Regions from separate parts of the Homo sapiens genome. Here region 2 is linked to region 1. Evidence: chromatin contacts called from ENCODE Hi-C or POLR2A ChIA-PET data. All regions are on one chromosome and are shown on one strand. The core of a region is the stretch at or near the end of the contact, and the rest is flanking DNA. Distances in the headings are between cores, read along the strand shown.

What was found. Hi-C counts contacts between places; a loop is a spot of excess contacts on that map. ChIA-PET counts read pairs that join two places held with the same protein, here RNA polymerase II (POLR2A). Pooled maps may share reads with other maps.
Region 2: a loop to region 1 is called in a pooled map, with 3 times the contacts of the local background. The contact joins two enhancer-like sites. A Hi-C loop is called at or near these places in 1 of 37 single-sample maps with no recorded cell type and 9 of 50 pooled maps. POLR2A ChIA-PET finds 5 or more read pairs at or near these places in 4 of 52 experiments (AG04449, BJ, CD4-positive, alpha-beta T cell and 1 more).

Annotation. Positions count from the first base shown.
Region 1 is chr2:23,401,246-23,406,544 of GRCh38, forward strand. All of the region lies in intron 1 of KLHL29 (kelch like family member 29), which reads left to right. Among named protein-coding and RNA genes, the nearest start is that of LINC02923, 17 kb to the left of the region's middle. RefSeq lists an enhancer at 3,108-3,689. Within about 2 kb of position 3,331, at least 16 of the 41 ENCODE cell types and tissues checked have a DNase peak (open chromatin) inside an H3K27ac peak, as active enhancers do.
Region 2 is chr2:23,521,543-23,527,110 of GRCh38, forward strand. All of the region lies in intron 2 of KLHL29 (kelch like family member 29), which reads left to right. LOC105374325 (a long non-coding RNA gene) reads right to left here. Exons shown (of 2, transcript XR_939831.2): 1 at 2,409-5,568. Among named protein-coding and RNA genes, the nearest start is that of LINC02923, 140 kb to the left of the region's middle. RefSeq lists an enhancer at 1,662-2,861. Within about 2 kb of position 3,994, at least 15 of the 41 ENCODE cell types and tissues checked have a DNase peak (open chromatin) inside an H3K27ac peak, as active enhancers do.

The DNA.
Region 1 (5,299 bases), core at 2,081-4,580:
ACCTCATGAAGCAGACAGAATTTGGGGGCCCTCCAAGAGAAAAAGTATTTATGCCGGTTTCCCTCTCTCCATTCAGAAACCGTACTCTATACACCCCCGGTCCCCACCCTAAGTCCACCAGGTCACTGACAGCTAACAATTGACCTTCACCTGGGAGAGGTAAGCTTGCAAGGCCCAGCTTGGACATGCACCTGTGATTTCTAAAGGACTTCTTCTGAATTCATCTCTGAATGAGGTTGGCGGCACTGCTATGGTGTCTGAGCCTATACAGGAGCCGAGGGCTATGTAGTCATCAGAGCCTCAGTTTAGAGGCTCACATGACAGAGACATGGAGTGTGGAGCCCATCTCAGCAAGTCAGGGCCTGACGCGTTATGCCCGCTCACATGTAGGCACAGGAGACCTGGGACAGAGGAAGCGATCTGCTCCTGCCTGAAGTAGTGGGAGGGGCAGGAAGGTGCATTGCTGAGCAGAGGGACTATCTGCTGGTCCAAGGAGCCTCTGTCCGGCTGGACTGAGGCTACCCTCAGCTTCCATCTCTCCTCTTCATTCTCTAGAAGGCTCTGCCAGGTTCAGATCCTGCCTGTCCTTTGCAGCTTTGTAGGGAGCAGTCCCCACATCTCTGAGGATTGCCTGATGCAAGTTCTCGAGGTAACTGCTTCAGGGCTGCGTGGGAGTCCCCAGCTGACTTGACCATGTGCTCCTGTGGAAAATGATCACCTCACCTTTTATTTATATTCTGTTGTTGATTTTCCTCTAAGGATCTAGGCCAGTGCTGGGCACATTTTGCACTTTCAACAGTCGAGGGGCAGAAAAAGAGAATTACCATACCTGAGGCTTGCCAGTCAGGGGCAGAGCCAGAACTGGAATCCCAGCAGCCCAGACGTGGGAAGAGCATCGAGGACCGGCAGGAGGAGGGGATGGGAGGGCCGTCTGGGTGAGGGGTCATCTAAGAGCCCAGTGCTGTTTCACACTGTCCCGGGTGGAAAATGCAAACCCTGTGGATTTTCACCCTCTCAGTGTTGACTATTGTCCTATGGAAATAAGGGTGATTTCCTAAAATGTGTGGCTCAATAAAGGATTCCTTCACCGGGGTGTGAAATGACTGTGCATCTGAATCTGAGCCAGAAAAGATAAACTTTGCTCCATTTTCCCACACACCGGATTAGAATCTTTCCAGGACACTAACCTAGTGTGTGCTTATCTAGGTCCTTGGGCCTAGGGGCCCCTGGTGAAAGCCCAGGCCATGCAATCCGAGTCCCAGCGCCCCCATCCTTCCCCCTCTCTCCCGTGGGTTTGTATCTCCCTGGCATCCCCCAGCAGACTGCTCTGCCCAGCTGTGAACTGAACAGCCTGGCTTGTCTTGGGGCAGAACCTGTCCTCACAGGTGTGTTTGGGCACTGCAGGAGGGTTGGGGAAAAGTGGTGTAAATAACCCTCCTTGCCTTTCTGCTGATGAGAAAACCATGGGAAAAATATAAAACATTTCTATGGATATTGAGAACAAAGTTTCTTCAGTGATTTCACTGTAAGTTTGGTTATTTGAGAGAATAGTTTTTAATTAATAAGGAAACTTAATTAATACATGTGTGTCCCTGATTTCTTATATATGTGTGTGTATATATATGTACATATACATATGTATCCCTGATTTCTTTAAATCTATGTATGTGTATATATCTTATATATCATATATAATCTTATATGTGTATGTATATATATCTTATATGTATATATACATATAGTTTTCACTGTAGACGTACTATACTATATATATAGTGTACACTATAATGTCAAGTATATGAAAACAAAGAACATAGATAAAAAGGCTGAAAATGTGCCATAATATTAACAGTGGTCATCTTTCTACCATAACATTTTCTGGTTTTTAAAATAATAAGCGTATTTTTCATATTGGGAAAGATAAAAATTTACCTAACAAGGCAAAAGAATTAACTATCATAGGAAAGTTAATTTTGCCATGCCCGTCCCCATCCCATAGTGAGCAGTATGTGTTTACGTCCATGCTGACATTAAGACTGATGAAAACAGAAAAAGGACAGGCCGCCATGTAGAAGAAATTTTTAAACTACCAGTTTTTAAAATGGGAAAGGAACCAAATGGTTTTGTATAATCCCATATAAAAATGTCCCTCATAATGAATCTCAGACTCACCTTAAAGGAATAATTCTCAGGATTCTCTTCCATGCTGGGGCTCCAGTAAGAGTCAAGATTTGGGGCTTTCTTAAAGCAGGCTTCAAACCTTAAAAGCATACCTTATTGAATGCCAGTGCCAGCATTCTCAAATAACTGTGCCCCCAAGTGGTCACATGTACCTGTAAATTACATGCAGCAAAAAGGTGCAATTAACCAGGTCCTGGACTGCAGAGTTTGCAATTTATTAATAATAATGATGATGAAAACAATAATACATCCAAAAGAGAAAAGAAAGGGGAAGATGAAACCCAAAGAGAGAGAGAGAGAGTGTGTGTGTGTGTGTGTGTGTGTGTGTGTGTGTGTGTGCAGGCGCAAAAGACAGGGAAGAATTTTCTCAGTGTTTATTTTTGCCATGCCTCTCCCAGAAAAAGAGCGTGTGTGCGTGTGTGTGCATATGTGTTTGCATTTGAGGAGGGAGGCCTGGCCAGAAGAGGTGGGGGGTAGCTGTGGGCAGAGCCCTCCCAAGAATTCTGGAGACTTTGCATCCTTTCTCAGGAGCAATCCTCGATGCCTTTGACTGCCTACTTCTCTGCAGCGGTGGTTCCATGATAGTCTCCTTGGCAGCCTGCCAGAGGCTGTAAGTGTACAGAGAATTGTGTTTTAATAGAAGGCTTTACCTCTGATACAGATTTAAAATGAGGAAGAAACTTTCTGTTCCTCAGCCAGAACGAAATGCGTTTTGCTTCCTGTGAAATGCTGGTGATTACAAGCTCATCTTACATAATTTTATTATTTTCAATTGCTGCCCGTCAATCTCAGGTGATGGTTCCCTGGGAGCAGAAAAAGAGGCAGATTCTGGGCGATGACTATTAAAAAAAAAATCACTCAGTCATTAGCAAATCGTACAAAAATTTAGAAAGGAGAATAATTATCTTTGTGATGATGCTGTTTAAGATAATCAGAACTTGCATTGCTAAGTTAGACACGCCGAAGTGAATTGAGGACTGTTTAATGGCCTCTTAGAAAATGTATTTTTGCTTTAACAAAGCATTGATGTTTGAGATTTAAAAAAAAGAAATCCTTTAAATCTCGTGAAGGAATTCTCTGGAATAACCACATTTTCAGAAATCCGTGACATGATCGAGGTGGTCCACTGTCACGCCCACAAGAGGGCATTTTCTCATCAACTACTGTAAAAACGATTTGTTTTCTAAAGGGAAGCTGAGAGGCCTGGGGGAAGGAGAGTGTTCTGCAGAGCAGGAAGTGGAGAGCTGCTTGCAATTGAGTTGTATGTATGCTTCCACTTAATACGTCCTGCCGAGCCTGTAAGCCAACACTTCCGGCCAGGAATCTGCCCTCTGTGTTTACCTACTCTCTTTTTATGTCTTATTCCCAGAATGACTGGGGACCAAAGGAATCCTTTGCAGGAGTTTTCTCCAGACAGACAGTTCCACATGCTAGTATATTGTCGACCCCATCCATAACTTCCATGAAACTTGAATCTCATATTTTAAGACACCTTCTCTAGGTCCAAGTTCTTTCCTTTATGTATGTTACACATATTTGTTGAGTACCTACTGTGTGTCAGCTTGAGCCAGACTCAGATCCTGTCCTCGTGGAACACACATCCTCCACAGGAAGACTTGGCATAAAAAAGGAGAACAAATACTGGAGTATGATTTAGATAATTATAAATGTTATAAGGAAAAATAACTGGGATAAGGAAAGGTAGCTATTTTAATTGGATAATTAGGCATACTTCTCTCATGCATAACAAATATTCTAATTTTGTTCAATCCATACCAATATTGTTTGGATTATAAAGGTAATACCTTTTTTTCAACTCCATTTTTTCTAAAAAAGTTAGTTATATTGTTTATTATTTTACGGACCATGAAACATGATGGAAACCGGGGAATTGAGATGTGGCCAGTTGTTAGTTTGTAAAATGACATTTAAAAATTACCATCTACTCATCACCTCATCATTTGACAAAACAATGCATGTTTTAACACCAAAAAGTAGGAAAGATGTAATCCCTGAATAGAGGGCAGTTGAATACGTTTAGTGTTTTGGAAAATTTGCTGCATTATCTGAGGTTTTCTCCTTTTCCATGGCCTATGAGAACTTCATCAGGGACTGGTTCTGGTCAGGGGCTGGCATCCAGTTCCACAGATCCTGCTGATGACATTGTCCATGCCTTCCCCAACCATGAGGACCAACAATGTTGGCACCAGTTCTGCAAGCTCAGCTCCCAACCACAACACACAAGACTCGAGCAGGAGATGGTTTGCTCCCCATCCTAGGGGTTCTAGGATACTTGGTAAGGAGCTCAGCCCAAGAGCTACAATGCCGTTGTGAGAGTTTCTGAAGCCAGGAGTCAAGGCTTTACTTTGAGCACATGGTTTTGGAGGTCAAGCAGAATGGGCTGGGCAAATCCAGGAAGGCTTCATGGGGGAAATGAATTTTGAACTTGGCCTTAAAGGATGGGTAGGTGTAAGGAAGAGGGTTGTAGGATTATAGTGGGTGATATACACATTTTTGAAAGTTAATGTGGAACAGGTTTTGGTAGTAAAAGGCAACATCCATTGTGTAAAATGTTCAGGTATAACAACAAAGTAATAATCTCTAATAAATATATTGTCTAGGCTGAGCGTGGTGGCTCACGCCTGTACTCCTACCACTTTGGGAGGCCAAGGCAGGCGGATCATTTGAGGTCAGAAGTTCGATACCAGCCTGACCAACATGATGAAACCCCGTCTCTACTAAAATACAAAAATTAATCGGGCATGGTGGCGGGCACCTGTGATCTCAGCTACTCGGGAGGCTGAGGCAGGAGAATCACTTGAACCCAGGAGGCAGAGGTTGCAGTGAGCCAAGATCACACCACTGCACTCCAGCCTGGGCGACAAAGCAAGACTCCATCTCAAAAAAAAAAAAAAAAGAAAAGAAAACACACATATTATCTAGAGATGATTGTTAATATTTTATCATATTGTCCTCCAGTCTTTTGCTTTGCATTTTCACATTAGTTGGGACCATGTTGCACATGAAATTTTGCATCTTGCTTTTTTACTTTAGTATACAACACACATTGCCTCATGTAATTGAAAATTACTCTTAAACATCACTTCCGGATGGCTTC
Region 2 (5,568 bases), core at 2,744-5,243, 120 kb after region 1:
CAGGCCCAGTAGCCACTCCTCTCTGCCTCCTCCCTGGTGTCTATTGATGTCTCTGCAGGGAACATGCTCCAGGTGACCCAGACACTGAGCACTTTGCAGGCAGGCAGCATCCTCCCCATAGCTAAGAGTAGTAACTACCTGTACCCCATTTCTTGGGAGGAAACAGAGGCTCAGTTTCAGCACGTTGTTCAATAGACTGCAGCCAGATGGTAAACATCAGAGCCAGGACGTAAGGCTCTGTTGAATTCCAAAGCCCACACTCTTAAGCAGTCTGTGGTCTTAGTAGTATCATTAATTATGCAATGATGCATCAATACTCAGGGGTCCCGTAGAGGTAGTTGGGACGTTTATCCCTGAACTAAATGGTCAAAGCTCACTATGCTTACTAAGTTTGTGCACCTGCTTTTCACAGCCTTTCTGCATCTCCCCTTATTCTCATTAGTTAAACTTGCCATGGTCATTGTTTTTGCCTAAAGCACTAGTACCCACCTGACCTGCTGTGGACCTGCTTGTTAGAATTGTTTGCAAAGGAAGCATCCATAGGCTATGAACAAGGATGCTGGGGCTTGCCTGTGAACACCAAGCTTCAGTGTGTGTTTATTCTAAGGCTTTTTTTTTTCTTTTGAGATGGAGTCTAGCTCTGTTGCCCAGGCTGGAGTGCAGTGGCATGATCTTGGCTCATGGCAACCTCCCCACCTCCCAGGTTCAAGCAATTCTCCCACCTCAGTCTCTGAGTAGTTGGGACTATAGGCGTGTACCATCACGCCTGGCTAATTTTTGTATTTTTAGTAGAGATGGGGTTCCACCATGTTGGCCAGGCTGGTCTCGAACTCCTGACCTCAAGTGATCCACCTGCCTCAGCCTCCCAAAGTGCTGGGATTACAGGTGTGAGCCACCACACCCAGCCTCTAAGGCCCTTTTGATTGCTTTTTGAATTTTGGTTATGTTTGGGATCACAGAAGGATGCTTGTTCTTATTTCTGGGCAGATGGAAGACCTTTTACCTTTTTGAAATCTGATCAGAAAAAAAAAAAAGCTTTTTGCAGGTTGGAGAGTCATCAGGTGGGGTGGGAAGGTGAGGCGGGTCTTTTGGGTTCTCTTCCCACAAAGTAGGCTGGTAGCCTTGAGTATGAGTGGGGAAACCCATGGCTCAGTCTCTGGAGAGAGAGTTTCTTCTCCTCCAACCCAAGCCCTGAGTCTGGACCCCCGAGCTTTTATTCCTGACTCCAGTGGCAACTCTCTCTAAAGCCATCTACCACCTCCAGGCCAGGCTGTTGGACGTGCAGCTCTTCCCCTGCTGCCGCCACAGAGTTTACAGAGTAAGCCCAGCCCTGCAGAGGTGACCAGTGCTGTGCAGATGTGAGGACCTGCATGGACTCGACTTTGTCAGTGCCCTGATTGCGTTCCCTGTGGAGCTGACCACGAGAGCAGGTGTTAGAGCCGTCTCTGAAGAACTGAATGTTAGAATCTATGCGCCTGCCTGTGGGGGTGGTTACGGGCATTTAGTGGGGAGGGGGGATGGTTCTCAGAACCTTGGGGGGCAGAGGCATTCAGAACTGCCTGGCATTCTCACTTCCACTGGTTTCTTTACCAGCACCAGTGTGCATTTTGTTCAGCAAACCCGGAACTCAGGAAGCTTTGCCACCTGGGTGCCTGTCAGCGGCAGCACGGTCCACCCCAGGGTGGGCTGGGGCAGAGGGCCTGCATGCCACAGCGAGAGCAGAAAGGGAGCAGAGCCATTTTGTAGAGCGAGTTTTCCAACCCCTCTTATGATCCTTCCTCTATTCTAAAGCAAAGGACATAAATACTAAACGGTGGTTCTTGCCAGTGCTGATAAGGAAAACCAGTAAATGCAGGAGTCTCATTAAGAAAATCCTAAAATTTTAGTCTTATCACTGCTGCAACATAATACAGTAAGTATGTTAATTCTAACCTCCCTTAGCTTCCCCCCGCCAAAATCCCTTTCAGCTAAGGCTGGCAGGAATGAACTGCACTCTGGCTACAGACTGAAGCCACGTCTGATTTGGATTTTTTTCCTCGCCTTGGCTTCACGTAGTGAGTCTCCTATTTGGGTGGACATGGCTTTTACCCCCTCATACTTCCCAGCTGCCTTTGCCATTATTCAGTTCAACAAACATTGAGGAAGTACCTACTGTGTGCAGGCCACAGTCGTAGGAGCTGGGAAATGTCAGAGTCAGCTGAGTTCATCTCTTTGCAAGAGCCAATAAGCCGACGAGGGAGCAATGATTTATAGGCCAAGCCTGCCAGCCGGCCTTGTCCCCAGCAAAGACTCATTTCAACAAGCTTCTCTTCCAAGTGATTATTTGCTGTTTGTACTGCTTGGACTTGGCACGCTTCTACAATTCCTTTTACCAAAGAGGAAAGAGGGACCTTGAAGTAAGTACTTACCTCGTAAAGAGAAGATTCCATGCGTCTTTCGGGAGCTTGCCTAAACACCACCAGCGTTGCTCTGTCATGTGAATGAGTTTTTTTTACCAGCATGCCTTCCTCTTCCGAAGGCCTTCCCCATCTAGGGTTTTTTCTCCCCATGACACCTCAGTGTCGTAGGTAGCGGAGATGCAAGTGTTCCCATTTCTCGGAAAAGGAAGCCGATGCTGGAGCGGGGGATGACTTGCTCAGTGCTGTGCTAGGGAGTGGCAGAGCCACCCAGGCCCAAGTGCCCGGCTCCTCATCCACATCTCTTTCTATTACACCAAACCCAGAGCGGGCAGGCAGGGCAGAAGAGACTACAGAAGCACAGGCGCCTGCTGGGCCGGCCTTGGCTCGGAGGGGCTCAGGAAGACCCAGGAAGTAGCAGGCCAGGAAATACCTTTAGGTCCTGCCCCGGGCTCCCGGGAGGCGTCGGCAGGAGAAGCAGGGCAGCAGCTGTGAGTCACGGTGATGGATGTTCATGGCTCACGGGTGGGCGGCTCGCGCGTGCACTGGTGCCAGGGTGGCCACACGGCTGGCAGGCCAGTGGGCTGGGTGTCACATTTCAGCAACATGATCTCTGCTCTGCCCAAGTGAGGAGGAACATGCTTGCGGGCATCTGTGGCCTTCAACTCAGAGAGGGGGTGGGTGGAGGGACGAGGTGGTTGAGAGGACACCTCTGATTCGATCTGTTCCGTTCCTTTGCTGGCCTTGCCACCCTTTCCAGTGCTGTGCATGTGTCCCTCCCAAGAGTCCAGAAAGCTGGATTTAAAAGTCAAAGTTTCTGAAGGACTTCATGGTGAGCAGAACACATTTGGTATGAAAACATTACAGGAAAACAAAAGCCTCCCAGGCTTCCTGCCTCTCAGCAAAAGAATTGGAAGGCATTTTCCATGTGGGGAGGGAGGCCATTTCTATTTCATGGGGATCTTAAAAGTAATTTTGCTGCCTGTAATTTTTTTTATCCAAACTCTCTCAGACTTTGGTTCTCAGCTGGATGACTTAGTGATCTCTAAAATGTGCTGACATTCTGGCTCGTAAGAATACATACTGTTACTTTTAATGAATGAGATTTGTTTTTAAAAGATCTCCTCAAATCAGCTGAGCACTCCAGGTGCAGCTATGGCACTGATGCTGGGAGGGGAGGCCAAATGCCTGACTTCAAGGTGCTGGGAGCTAAGTATTCCTGTCTCGGCACGTAGGAGGGAGGAAAAAGCCAGAGAAGACTTGAGGACTGAGAATACAGGCTAAGGCCAGGCCCACGCCTGGAAGAGAAGAACTTTCTCTTTGTCTCCTTGCCCACTGCCTGTCCCTGAGCCTGCGGGACTGGGAGGGCAGAGGACACTTCTGGGGTTTGGCCCAGAGAATTTATTTCTTCTTTTCTTGTTTTCCGCTACACCACGTGGCTTCAGACCATGACATTTCTGTTCAATGCCGTCAGTGCCTTGGTTTGAGGAGAATGTCTGTGTACCCAGCTTCCATGGCCAAGAAGAAATGGTGGCCGGAGCTTGCTGGCATCTGCTCTTGCCCTGTCTCCCTTCCTCTCTCTCCTGCGTGACCAGCAGCCAAGGGACAGTTCCTTCTGGCCAGGCAGTGGGATGGAGCTAAGGGGGAGGAGATGCAGGAGCAAGGCCCAGACCCCCGTCCTGAGCTTGGCGGCGAGGGGCCTGGTTTTGCCCTGCCTGGGAAGAGTAAGGCATGGAACCTGCTGGGACTTTCCTCGCTCCCCAGAGGCCGAGTGAGCCCCAGCCCCTGCCCCCCCCCCCCACCCGAGGCGAGCCAGCAGAGCCAGGGCCCACCCGCTATTTTTAGAAAGCTATCAGGTGCGCAGGACGCCCAGTTGCCTTTTTCCACCTATTCGGGCTCATTCTAGGGATCCTGTGTTGCTGCCCCAGGCCCCACCTGTCCTGATGTGATTGTCTTACTGTGGCCTGGAGCTGGCACGAAGCTTCCTCCCGATGCAACCCAGCCACCCTTCTGGCCTCATCTGGCCATGGCAAGTCACGTCCCTGACATCCGTGGACCTGCAGCCATTGTGTCCTCAGAAGCGTGGATGTTGGGCCCTAATGTTTGCCCTCCTCTGCTTCCTTGAGAGGAAGGTAAAGGCTGAAAGGGAAAAGCAGGTTAGGAAAAACCTGGAATAGGGATCCCATCGTGAGGAGTGTTAAGTCATTGAGTAGAAGATTCTGGAGCCTTTGTTCTAGAGGAAGCTGCATGGAGTGTGCAGTCTGGCAGGGGATGCCCACGTGCAGTCGTGGTGTTCATTGCCAGCGCATGCAGTTCAGAGGAACGTGGGCGGTCGGAGGAAGCGTCACAGGGGAGGGGAAACCAGAGCTGTGGTCAGGGCATGCGGGAGGGGTGGCATCGAAGGCAGAGGGACCACAAATGCTGCGCTCTTGGCCTGGCAGCGGGACAGCCCATGCGTGACTAAGGAACGCCGAGGAGGCACGAGGCTGGTGCAGAGGGCTCTGCAGGGGCCGGGGGAGGAGAGCCTGGAGAGAGCCTGAGACGCCCTGAATTCCAGGTGAGGTGTCTGGACGAGATCCAGCAGATGGTGGGAAAAACCACTGAAGGTTGGAGGGGAGAGAGAGGAGCCTAGTGGGCTGGTGGCCTGCTCTGCCCTCTGCCTACCAGAGTGACCTGGCCTCCTCATGGTCATAGAGCAGCAGCAGCCGTGGGTCCAGAGCAGCACCTTTGTGGCCTGCCCTCCACACCCAGCTCACAAGTCTCTAGCGTGGGGTGAGCTGGGGTTGGCTCCGTGGCTCCCAAGAGCCCATTGTTAACGTCTCTTCCCAGCTCCTCATTAGGAGACAGCACCTTGGTAGCTCGAAACGGCCACAGTGGGAATATTTATACAACAGAAACTGATGAACGCTGCATGCACATCAGGGTCTGGGTGGGTTTTTTTTGTCCACCACCACCAGCAGAGCCGGGTGTTAAACATTTACCAGTATAGCTCTGGGTAACAGGGAGCCCCCGCAGGGTTTCGTGCTCGGGGTTAGCATGGTGGGCTGAGCAGTGACCACACGGGGCTGGTATCCTGCGTTGGTGGACATGTGTTGTGTCACTTCCCTGCTAGGAAGCTAGGATGGGGAGTGGGGATGGAGCCTCAACCAGGAGAACTGGGCGACGGTGGCCA